3 separate regions of the Homo sapiens genome follow, and regions 1 and 2 are each linked to region 3. The links are chromatin contacts, found by Hi-C or POLR2A ChIA-PET in ENCODE. All regions are on one chromosome and are shown on one strand. The core of a region is the stretch at or near the end of the contact, and the rest is flanking DNA. Distances in the headings are between cores, read along the strand shown. Region 1 holds the start of FLCN (folliculin). Region 2 holds the start of SMCR5 (Smith-Magenis syndrome chromosome region, candidate 5). Region 3 holds the start of RASD1 (ras related dexamethasone induced 1).

Region 1 (3,576 bases), core at 962-3,461, 260 kb after region 3:
TATAGGTTTATTTAAGAAAGTACCTCCAAAAGAGGTAGGTGGCTGAAGCCAGTGGTGTTGGGAAAGATGTTAATGGCCTAAATTGAGCCCAGGTGTGGTAAATGCACATTGACTTTTACTGAAAATACACTAGTTGAATAACCTTCCGCCATTAGCCTATCACCATGGAAATAAGGATAATCTGAGCAAGGTGGTGAACTCCACTAACAAACTGAAAAAGGTAATTCCTGGAATTAAAGTTACAAGGTGAAAAAAACCTTGTTCTTGACTTAAAAATCTCATTAACAAACATTAGTTTCAAGAACTTGAACCCGGGAGGTGGAGGTAGCAGTGAGCCGAGATCGCGCCACTGCACTCCAGCCTGGGAGACATAGCAAGACTCCGTCTCTAAAATAAAATAAAATAAAATCACCCTGTAACTTACTACCTCCTCAGAAATTAAGTTTGCGCTGTCCAACAGCAAGAGGAATTCGCTTGATAAGAATAATTAAACACATAAAGGCAATGCCTAACCTCGTAACGCCACCCCATATTCCTTAATCTTTACCAAGCCACTATAAGACGGCAGAAAACACAAGCTGCACTTTCGTTCTTTTCTCGTGTCCCGTTTTCAACAGACCATGGATTTTTTTTTTTTTTTTTAGATGGAGTCTCGCTCTGTGCCAGGCTGGAGTGCAGTGGCACGATCTCAGCTCACTGCAACCTCTGCCTCCCGGGTTTAAGCAATTCTCCTGCCTCAGCCACCAGAGTAGCTGGGACTACAGGCGTGTGCCACCACGCCCAGCTAATTTTTTTTGTATTCTTAGTAGAGAGGGGGTTTCACCTGTTGGCCAGGATGGTCTCCATCTCTTTACCTCGTAATCCGCCCACCTCGGCCTCCCAAAGTGTTGGGATATTATAGGCGTGAGCCACCGCGCCCGACCAGAACATGGAAATTTAAAGAGAAAAAAATAAGTGACTTCTGATTTCAAAAACACAACCACCCACTTTTCTATTCTATTCCTGGTGAGCACATTCTGGAGACTCTGCGGCAACCATAGCCTCGGCCGCGGCGGAAGGCTCCGGGGCGGCCACACCTCAGGGGGCAGCCACACCTCAGGGGGCAGCGCGCACAGGCGGGTCAGGCTCTGATTCCCATCTCTCTCCGGTCTTCACTGGAAGGACCCACACTACATCACAAACTAATGGCTTTACAATTAACTTCTAAGTAGCTAAATTTAGTAATGGGCGCTCTAGTTTTAAAAAATATTATTCAGGCCGGGCGCGGTGGCTCACGCCTGTAATCCCAGCACTTTGGGAGGCCGAGGCTGGTGGATCACCTGAGGTTAGGAGTTCAAGACCAGCCTGGCCAAAAGGGTGAAAACCCGTCTCTGCAAAAATACAAAAAATTAGCCAGGCGTGGTGGCGGACGCCTGTAGTCCCCAGCTACTCGGGAGGCTGAGGCAGGAGAATCGCTTGAACCCGGGAAGCGGAGGTTGCAGTAAGGCGAGGTCGCGCCACTGGACTCCAGCCTGGGCAACAAGAGCGAAAGCGAAACTCTGTCTCAAAAAAAGAATATTATTCAAAAACTGATTTTCACATTTTTAAAAAAGACCCACTGAGGGAGGAAGACCGAATCCCACACATGCGCGCGCACAGCGGTTCCGAGTTCTGCAACCAACCTCCCACGGGCGCCGCGCCTTCTCCGCGTCACGTGACGGCCGTCTCCCGCACCTTCCATACTCTCAATGTAGGGAGAGGACGGGTTCCATCAGCAATTTAATAAAAACCATTGGTGAAGCAAAAAAAAAAAGCCTGCCAACCTCTTATAACGTTTTTTCTTTATTTTTCTCTTTTATGTGGACAGGAAGCCTTAGGTTGGCTATATTTACCCTCAAATCTCTTTTTAAAATGATTTTTAAGTTTCAGCATACTCCCGCGCTTAATGAAATGGTTTCCCCCAGCATCCCCAGCTGGTGCGGTCTGAACCATTCGGAACTTCCCAGAGGGGGGCACCGGAATAGGGGCGGTGGAAAAGGGTAATTGTCGGGCAGCGGCCCCTGCTTCCCAGTCAGACCTCGGAGTTGTAGGACTCGGACTGTGTTCCTGGGCTTGCGAGAGCTAGGGAGGCCCGGCTCTCCTCGCGGTGCAGGACGCGCTCGGACGGCTCCCGCACCCCCACCGCAGTGTTGGGTGGTGGTACGGCTCAGGGAGTCACGCGCCTGGGTGTCGGCGGGGCTGCGGGACCGCGAGTGAGTGTGGTCGCTCCTGGTTCTGCCAGCTCCCCTGAGAGCCTGAACCCGGGCTTGAGAGCCTCGCCACCCCGGGTGACATCCCTGCCGTGGGCTTGGGGGCTCTGGGTGTGATTCCGCCGGTCCGGGTCCCGCAGCGACCACCTACCCAGCGCAGTCAGGGGCGGGGCTGGGACCCAGAGCGGGACCCCGGCTGCCGAGTCCAGGTGTCCCGCGGGCCTCGATTTGGGGAGCAGGTAGGCGGGGGTCTGAGGGGTTGGCGGAGGGGCATGTCCGAGTTTTCGTTGGTCCCAGGTGGACGAGTAATGGGGGAGGGTTTAGGGCCAGAGTCCAGGGCGTCGCCGAGACCCTGAGATTTGAAGATAGGTTGGGGGCACGCCCATTAACCAAGTCTATGGGGATGAGGACTGTGATCTCATTTGATGTTGCCATGAAACGGGACTGTTTGCCTTCCCTTCTCCCAGGTTTTGTCTTCGCTCTGTTTGGAGGAGAGGGTGTGTGTCATCCTCTTCTCCCAGTTTGGCGTTCAGGAGGGTCCTCTGATGCGCTAATAGGGTAGCACCGTGTCCTCCAGGGAGGGTGGAAGACCGCGCTTCTCTCCAGTTGAGAGTACTGTCAGTCGCGTCCTTGTCTCCTGGAAAGAATGGATTGGCTTGTGGATTGAAGTCCAAGGTGTGGTCACTAGCAGTCTCTTCAAGTGGGGACACAGGGCAAGGAGGAGCTTGCTGGAAGTAGGTTCTGGCTCTCTAGCCTTTGGCCACAGCCAGTTTAGTGCCAGATTATCACCGTGGTCATCAAGTAATTGAGTAATAGTGGCAGGTGACACTGCGTTTGCCCTTCTAGTGTCCTATGTCAGGGAGCTCTGTGAATGGAAATCCAGGGAAACGGTGGAAATAGAGCCACAGTGAGAGTGGATCTGAACTGGCAGTCATCCCCTGCAGAACTTTTCACCCTGGGCTTGTTGGGATCCCAGCTGCTAACTTAATGAGGCTCCCCAGTGGGAGACTAGTTATAGAAGCTGTGTGTCCACTGCTGGTTAAGATCCGTTATAGTGCTTTGTTTATTTAGAGTGCCCTTACTTAGTGGCCTCTTTAATTCTCCACGGTGCTATGAGAACACCATAGGAAGTAGGGTTGAAATAGGGCCAGGGCGCACCACGGGTGGTGGTGAGGTCACTGTCCAGGTCTGGGACTCAGCCATTGTGGGAGGGGGACATGAACAGACACTCTACCACATCAGGGAATTTGAATACTGTCTTTGGATATGTTGATGAAGAGACTGTCAGCCAGGGCATTTCGGCTTCCTATGTGGGTTCTGGAAAGCTTGTTGGAAACAGACTCGTGAG
Region 2 (3,429 bases), core at 825-3,324, 280 kb before region 3:
CCAGACCCCTCCCTCCCAGCCCCTTCCCCTGCGGCCAAGCACCCCAGGCCAGCAGCTCAGACTACCCTCCGCCCCCAGTCAGGGAATGAGGCCGCAGGAAGTTCAAGTAGGCTCCCATTACTCTGCTCTCCAAAAGGCCACCCATGCAAACCCCAGCCTGTCCTTCCCCCAAGAGGTGGGGAGCAGCAGAGGAGCTGACTGAGCTCAGAGGCCCCCCTGGGGCTTTGACTGGATCTCTCCCTCACTTGACATTTTGCAGACTGCTCCGTGCCCAATCCTGGAGACCCACAGGCATAGGAACCCGTGAGCACCTCCCTCCTGAAGGAGGTGGGGTAAGACTCCCTGCTGCAGCACAGAGGACGGAAGGTTGGAGGAAGTGGTGGGCTGAGAAAGGAGCAGGGCATTCCAGCCGCCAGGAGCTGCCTAGCTTGGTGGCGGGGAAGAATACCGCCTATTTGGGAACCTGAGATGGAGTTCTCTCTGTGGTTTAGCTAGTCTGGAGGAGACAGGCCTCAAGGGCTGGGCCCCTTCCCCAAGAGGGCAGCCTCTGGTGGGGGGTGGAGATTCCAGCAGAGAGGTAAGAAGCCTGGCAGGTTCCTAGCTCCTGGGAGGGGAGGGGGTGAGGATGCCTGTGGAATACAGATTAAAGACAGCGCTGACTCTGAGTGCTGGGCCCGGGACACTCCTGGGCCTGCCCAGAAAGCAAGGCTGGCCCAGAAGGGGAGAGACAGGGACACAGCCTCCTAAGCAAATGCAGAGCCTAGCATTACAGAGTGGGGGTTCTCAAGGGGCTTCTCCCCCAGCCAGCTAGACACTGGGCATGGACTTCCCTCATATCTGGAAAGGTCTTGATAAGGCTCAGACTGCTGGAGCCGTGTAACTGCAGCACCCTCAAAGGCTGATGCCGTCTGACCCCCTCCTGTGTCCAAGGTGCCTCAATAGATTTTACTTCTCTCAAACTGCCCTTCTGGGAGGTGACATCACCTGTCATTTCACAGACATGCAAACTGAGCTCCAGAGAAGAGAAGGGGGTATTCCAAACTCCAGCCTCTGGGGGCCCTCCCTGGTCCCCCTGTCCTAGGCCCTGAGGGGTGGGACCTCAATCGGGGAGATGCCCGTGGGGCTTTGGTGAATACAGGATACAGGCACCCAGGGGTGAAAGACATGGGCGAGGAGGTCCTGGTTCCCCCTGAAAATTTCAGAAAACTGGTTTTCTTGGGAGAAAAAAAGGGTGGGTGGCCGGGTGCGATGCCTCACGCCTGTAATCCTAGCACTTTGGGAGGCCAAGGTGGGTGGATCACTTGAAGTCAGGAGTTTGAGACCAGCCTGGCAAACATGTTGAAACCCCGTCTCTACTAAAAATATAAAAATTAACTTGACATGGTAGCATGCGCCTGTAATTCCAGCTACTCGGGAGGCTGAGGCATGAGAATTGCTTGAACCTGGGAGGCGGAGGTTGCAGTGAGCCAAGATTGCGCCATTGCACTCCAGCCTGGGGACAAGAGTAAAACTCTTGTCTTAAAAAAAAGCCTGGGTGGAGTGGCTCACTCCTGTAATCCGAGCACTTTGGGAGGCCGAGGCAGGCGGATCATGAGGTCAGGAGATCGAGACCATCCTGGCTAACACGGTGAAACCCCGTCTCTACTAAAAATACAAAAAATTAGCCGGGCGAGGTGGCGGGTGCCTGCAGTCCCAGCTATGCAGGAGGCTGAGGCAGGAGAATGGCGTGAACCCCGGGGGGCGGAGCCTGCAGTGAGCCAAGATCGCGCCACTGCACTCCAGCCTGGGCAAGGGCGAGACTCCGTCTATTAAAAAAAAAAAAAAAAAAAAAGGGTGGGGAGGGGACTAGAGAGAAGTCCCAGGGCCTACCATCACTGATTTCCCGCTACCCACTTGGCCAGGCTACCTACTAAGGGTTTCCATGTGGGGATTTGGCTCCTGGGGCTGCAGAATTATGATAATGAGGCCTAAGTCCACATGGGTCTTGTTCCTTCATCTGTAGACCAAATACAAACCCTATGTAGCCATGTGCCACACTCTTCAACTGTGTGTAGCTACTGTTGTGCTGAAAAAAATTCACTCAGGGCCTAAGAGCTTTGGGCAGTTAAATCCCCCTCCCCGACAACAGACTAACAGGTCCCATTTTGATATCAAGGGCTGGGGTTTCAAGACAGGGAACTGTGGGGCCCACGCTGTCCTGGCCTCCCTGGAGGCCTGGCTGCTCTCATGCCAGGAAGGGAGCTTCCATTTACTACGGGCCTAGGATGGCCGCCCCGCTGCCCCCAGCGCTCCCTGGGTGGGTGCGGATCCTGGCCAGTCCCCCAGACACGCAGTCTGCTGACCAGAAGCAGCGACCTTCGGGGAGAGCCAGCCACCAGCCAGCCACTGCTCCAGAGGCAGGCCTGGGGCCACCCGGGAGGCTTTCCTCACCACGGAAAATATTTGCCTTTGGTTGTCGGCTGATGCCTTGTCTTGTGTCTGAATGGACAACTGGCTGATTTCTCTCTCTTTGGAACAGCCATGAAATGCGAAGGTGTTTAAGAGTAAAAACCAGGCGAGGGCAACTGGGCCTGGCGTCCAGCTGTTTTGAACAACACTCTTGTTTTTCTCCCAGAGTGAACAGAATACTTTCTGCGGTTCAGAATACTCTGTGCACTGGCCCCTCTTCCCAGGCCCCGCCCCAGCCCCCTCAGGCCTCACCTCCAGCTGCTGCAGACCATTCCAGAACTCCCTCCCTCTTGGCTTCTAGTCACTCAGCATCTGGGGGAGAGAGCCTCTTCCAGCTGTACATAGCTAGCTTGGCCTGGCCCCAGAACTGCTGTGTTCTGGAAAGTTGTAGGAGAATCCCTCTTGGCGGGCTCTCCAGCATGGAGAATCGCAGGCCTCTGCTCCGGAAAGGGAGGCTTTTGAGAGGTCAGATTCACCACAGCCAGACCAATGAACTGTGAGGGCTCATAGGGGCTGGGGCTCCGGTTTCAGGGGTGAGAGGAGCCACCATCTGCCCCCATGCCCACTCTGATTGTAAATGGCTAGACTCTGGTGCCGGGGTCAGCTCTGGATTCATATCCCAGCTCCTGCATATGTATATGCTGGGTGACCTTGGGCAGTTTACTTAACCTCTCTGTGCTTTGTGTGCCTAAGCTGCAAGATACTCTAAATTAAACAGCAAACTTTCAGTGCTGTTGTGGGACGAAATGGGATAATGTGCTTGGTAGCTGGCAGGGGCTCAATAAAAGGTAGCAACTTCCAGGGCCACCAGTTCATGGGGAGCCAGGTCCAAGTCTTGTACTTTCTATGCCTCCCAGGGAGCCACGTATGTCTGCGACAGAGCTGGGGAGGACATTCTGGGGCTGAGGGTTGAGGTCTGCCCATAGAGCAGCGGCCTGTACCTGCAGGCAGGTAGAGTATCATCCTGGCTGAGTCTCAGTG
Region 3 (3,277 bases), core at 177-2,676:
CAGCAGCCCCTACAGCAAGTGCCAGCGTGGGAGGGAGGTGGGTAGGCATGGGGTGGGTGGTATGGCACTCACAGCACTGCCTGCAGACCACCACCTGACAGCTGGGCCGGTGGTGCCAGCTAATGGCTCCCTAGTTTTCTCGTAAGTCAGACGTGGCCAAAGCAAAACACTGAGCACACAGGTTGCCTTGAGGAGCAGTGACTGCCTCAAGAGCTCAGGGCTGAGGAGCTGGCTCCAGACAGCCTGTTGCCAATGTTCAGCAACATCACCCCACTCCTGGTTACTGATCGACCTGGTGTGCTCTTGAGAGTACCCCCACCAGGCCTCATGGGTCAATACTACTGTTATTGTTGCTATTGTTATTACCAGGCCCCGCCCTCCTAAAGCATTTGCATATTTTCATCCTTAATCACAGAACCAGAATCAGTATCTTCCAGAAGAGAAAACTGAGGCCCAGGAGAAAGCAAGAGGCTGTGCTGTGCTCCCAGGGCCTTCCTGGCTCGCTGTGGCTTTGAGCTCCAGGTCTCTCAGCTAGACAATGAGAACGTCGGCCCACGCGCGGCACAGTAAAAGCCCAAAATGCTATGATGGACGGGGTGGGCCGCTGGCTGCAGAGCCCTCCATACCACAGAGCATCTCTGGCTGGGAGAAAGGAGCAGGCTGAGGCCTGCAGCAGAGCGCGGGGTTGGGGACCGCTCCTGTTGGGCCCCAGCAAGGCGCCCTGAGACCCCTGCTCCATCCCTGCCGCTCCCCACCCGCCTGCTCCTAGCCTCTGTTCTAGCTCTGCCCGCGGCGGCCACAGCCTCCCCGAGCCGCCGGCCGGGCCCTCTGCTGCCCTCTGGCGGCCCGAGCGCGCGGTGCCGAGCTCCGCGCCTGAGGCCCTGAAACCCCGCGTCCGCCCGGCGGTCGCCTCCCGGGAACAAGAGCCCGGCTGGGGACCGGAGCGGAAGGGGGCTGGGGCTGGGGCTGTGCTCTGAGGACTGCAATATACGGTCCGCGCAAGCACTCAGCAAACGCTGCTGCGCTTACTGGGTTACTTACTAGATTCCTATTCTCTGGGGAAACTGAGAACCAAAGAAAATAAGTGTACGCGCGCGGGAGGTGCAGGAATGGGGGTCCTTGCCCGAAGTCGCAGAGGGACAGGGGCACCGCCGGGACCAGAACCCCGACGCCCCTGCGGCCGCCGAGCCCGCGGCAGTGGAAAAGCGGAGTCCGAGCGCCTCCAGCCTCAGCCCGACCCTGGACTGCTCCCCCCAGCCCCCGCGCCCAGAGAGCAGGAGCCCGGCAGCGGGTGACGAGGTCGCCGGGACTGGGAGCCGGTGCGGGGGAGGCGGGCCCCGCGGGGCGTGACGCACCGAGCTGGGAGGGCCGGGGCGGGGCAGCCGAGCAGGCTGCATATAAGGGCGGCGGCCGGGCGCCAAAGCCAGAGCAAGCGGCCTGTGCCCAGATCCTGGGAGAACCCCAGCCGAGCCCAGCCTAGCCCGAGCCCAGCCCGAGCGGAGCCGGAGCCCCAAGCCCGAGCCGCGCCCAGCCCGAGCAGAGCCCTCCAGCCGCTCACCCCGCGTGCCACCCCAGCGACCCTCAGCCGCTCTCTGCCCTTCTCTCGGCCCCGCGCCCGCCCTCGCGGCCCCTCTGCCCAATGAAACTGGCCGCGATGATCAAGAAGATGTGCCCGAGCGACTCGGAGCTGAGTATCCCGGCCAAGAACTGCTATCGCATGGTCATCCTCGGCTCGTCCAAGGTGGGCAAGACGGCCATCGTGTCGCGCTTCCTCACCGGCCGCTTCGAGGACGCCTACACGCCTACCATCGAGGACTTCCACCGCAAGTTCTACTCCATCCGCGGCGAGGTCTACCAGCTCGACATCCTCGACACGTCCGGCAACCACCCGTTCCCCGCCATGCGGCGCCTCTCCATCCTCACAGGTGAGCCGGGGGCCGGGCAGGTGCGGGAGGGAAGGGCGGGGAACCCTCGGCCAGGGCGCCCCGCGAGCGCCGGTCCGGCTGCCGCGCGCCGAGTAGTGCGCTTCGCGCTTAGAGAGGCTAGCGCGCCCCGCGCGGCCTCAAAGTCAGCCCGACTTGTCCCCTGGGCGGCCACCCTCACCTTCTCCTTTTCTGCTCTCTGTGCCCCCTCTAGGAGACGTTTTCATCCTGGTGTTCAGTCTGGACAACCGCGACTCCTTCGAGGAGGTGCAGCGGCTCAGGCAGCAGATCCTCGACACCAAGTCTTGCCTCAAGAACAAAACCAAGGAGAACGTGGACGTGCCCCTGGTCATCTGCGGCAACAAGGGTGACCGCGACTTCTACCGCGAGGTGGACCAGCGCGAGATCGAGCAGCTGGTGGGCGACGACCCCCAGCGCTGCGCCTACTTCGAGATCTCGGCCAAGAAGAACAGCAGCCTGGACCAGATGTTCCGCGCGCTCTTCGCCATGGCCAAGCTGCCCAGCGAGATGAGCCCAGACCTGCACCGCAAGGTCTCGGTGCAGTACTGCGACGTGCTGCACAAGAAGGCGCTGCGGAACAAGAAGCTGCTGCGGGCCGGCAGCGGCGGCGGCGGCGGCGACCCGGGCGACGCCTTTGGCATCGTGGCACCCTTCGCGCGCCGGCCCAGCGTACACAGCGACCTCATGTACATCCGCGAGAAGGCCAGCGCCGGCAGCCAGGCCAAGGACAAGGAGCGCTGCGTCATCAGCTAGGAGCCCCGCCGCGCTGGCGACACAACCTAAGGAGGACCTTTTTGTTAAGTCAAATCCAACGGCCCGGTGCGCCCCAGGCCGGGAGCGCGCGCGGACTGGCGTCTCCCCTCCCGGCGATCCGCCCCCAGCACTGGGGAGGCGCCACTGAACCGAGAAGGGACGGTCATCTGCTCCGGAAGGAAAGAGAACGGGCCAAGACTGGGACTATTCCCCACCCCCGGTCCCCCATTGAGGCCCGCCACCCCCATAACTTTGGGAGCGAGGGCCCAGCCGAGGGTGGATTTATCTTCTCAAAGACCTAAGAGTGAGCGCGGGGTGGGGGAGGGATGTGAAGTTATCCAGCCTCTGCTAGGCTTCAAGAAACCGTCATGCCCGCTTGAGGGTCAGGACCCACGGGGCATTATCTTGTCTGTGATTCCGGGTTGCTGTGACAGCCGGTAGAGCCTCTGCCCTCCCAAAACTAAGCGGGGGGGCGTGGGTCAAATCATAGCCAAGTGACTTGTTTACATGTGAGTGAAACTGCACAAAGGAACACAAAACAAAACTTGCACTTTAACGGTAGTTCCGGTGTCAACATGGAC

Evidence for each region. A loop is a pair of places that touch in the nucleus more often than their neighbours do. ChIA-PET counts read pairs that join two places held with the same protein, here RNA polymerase II (POLR2A). Pooled maps may share reads with other maps.
Region 1: a loop to region 3 is called in a pooled map, with 4 times the contacts of the local background. The contact joins the promoter of FLCN here to the promoter of RASD1 in region 3. A Hi-C loop is called at or near these places in 2 of 50 pooled maps. POLR2A ChIA-PET finds 5 or more read pairs at or near these places in 3 of 52 experiments (activated B cell, activated T-cell and endothelial cell of umbilical vein).
Region 2: a pooled map shows a loop between it and region 3 (3-fold over the local background). The contact joins the promoter of SMCR5 here to the promoter of RASD1 in region 3. A Hi-C loop is called at or near these places in 8 of 50 pooled maps. POLR2A ChIA-PET finds 5 or more read pairs at or near these places in 2 of 52 experiments (HEK293 and PC-9).

The regions. Positions count from the first base shown.
Region 1 is chr17:17,235,803-17,239,378 of GRCh38, reverse strand. FLCN (folliculin) reads left to right here and starts at 2,211. Exons shown (of 14, transcript NM_144997.7): 1 at 2,211-2,467. RefSeq lists a silencer at 1,265-1,450 and an enhancer at 1,885-1,994.
Region 2 is chr17:17,778,174-17,781,602 of GRCh38, reverse strand. It overlaps SMCR5 (Smith-Magenis syndrome chromosome region, candidate 5), which reads left to right and starts at 2,074. Exons shown (of 1, transcript NR_024007.1): 1 at 2,074-3,429. The region is part of intron 2 of RAI1 (retinoic acid induced 1); the gene reads right to left. All of the region lies in intron 1 of LOC124903942 (a long non-coding RNA gene), which reads left to right. RefSeq lists enhancers at 179-1,068, 1,958-2,847.
Region 3 is chr17:17,494,544-17,497,820 of GRCh38, reverse strand. It overlaps RASD1 (ras related dexamethasone induced 1), which reads left to right and starts at 1,426. Exons shown (of 2, transcript NM_016084.5): 1 at 1,426-1,925; 2 at 2,137-3,277. The coding sequence starts at 1,640. The coding sequence ends at 2,696. RefSeq lists silencers at 706-935, 986-1,115, 1,276-1,495.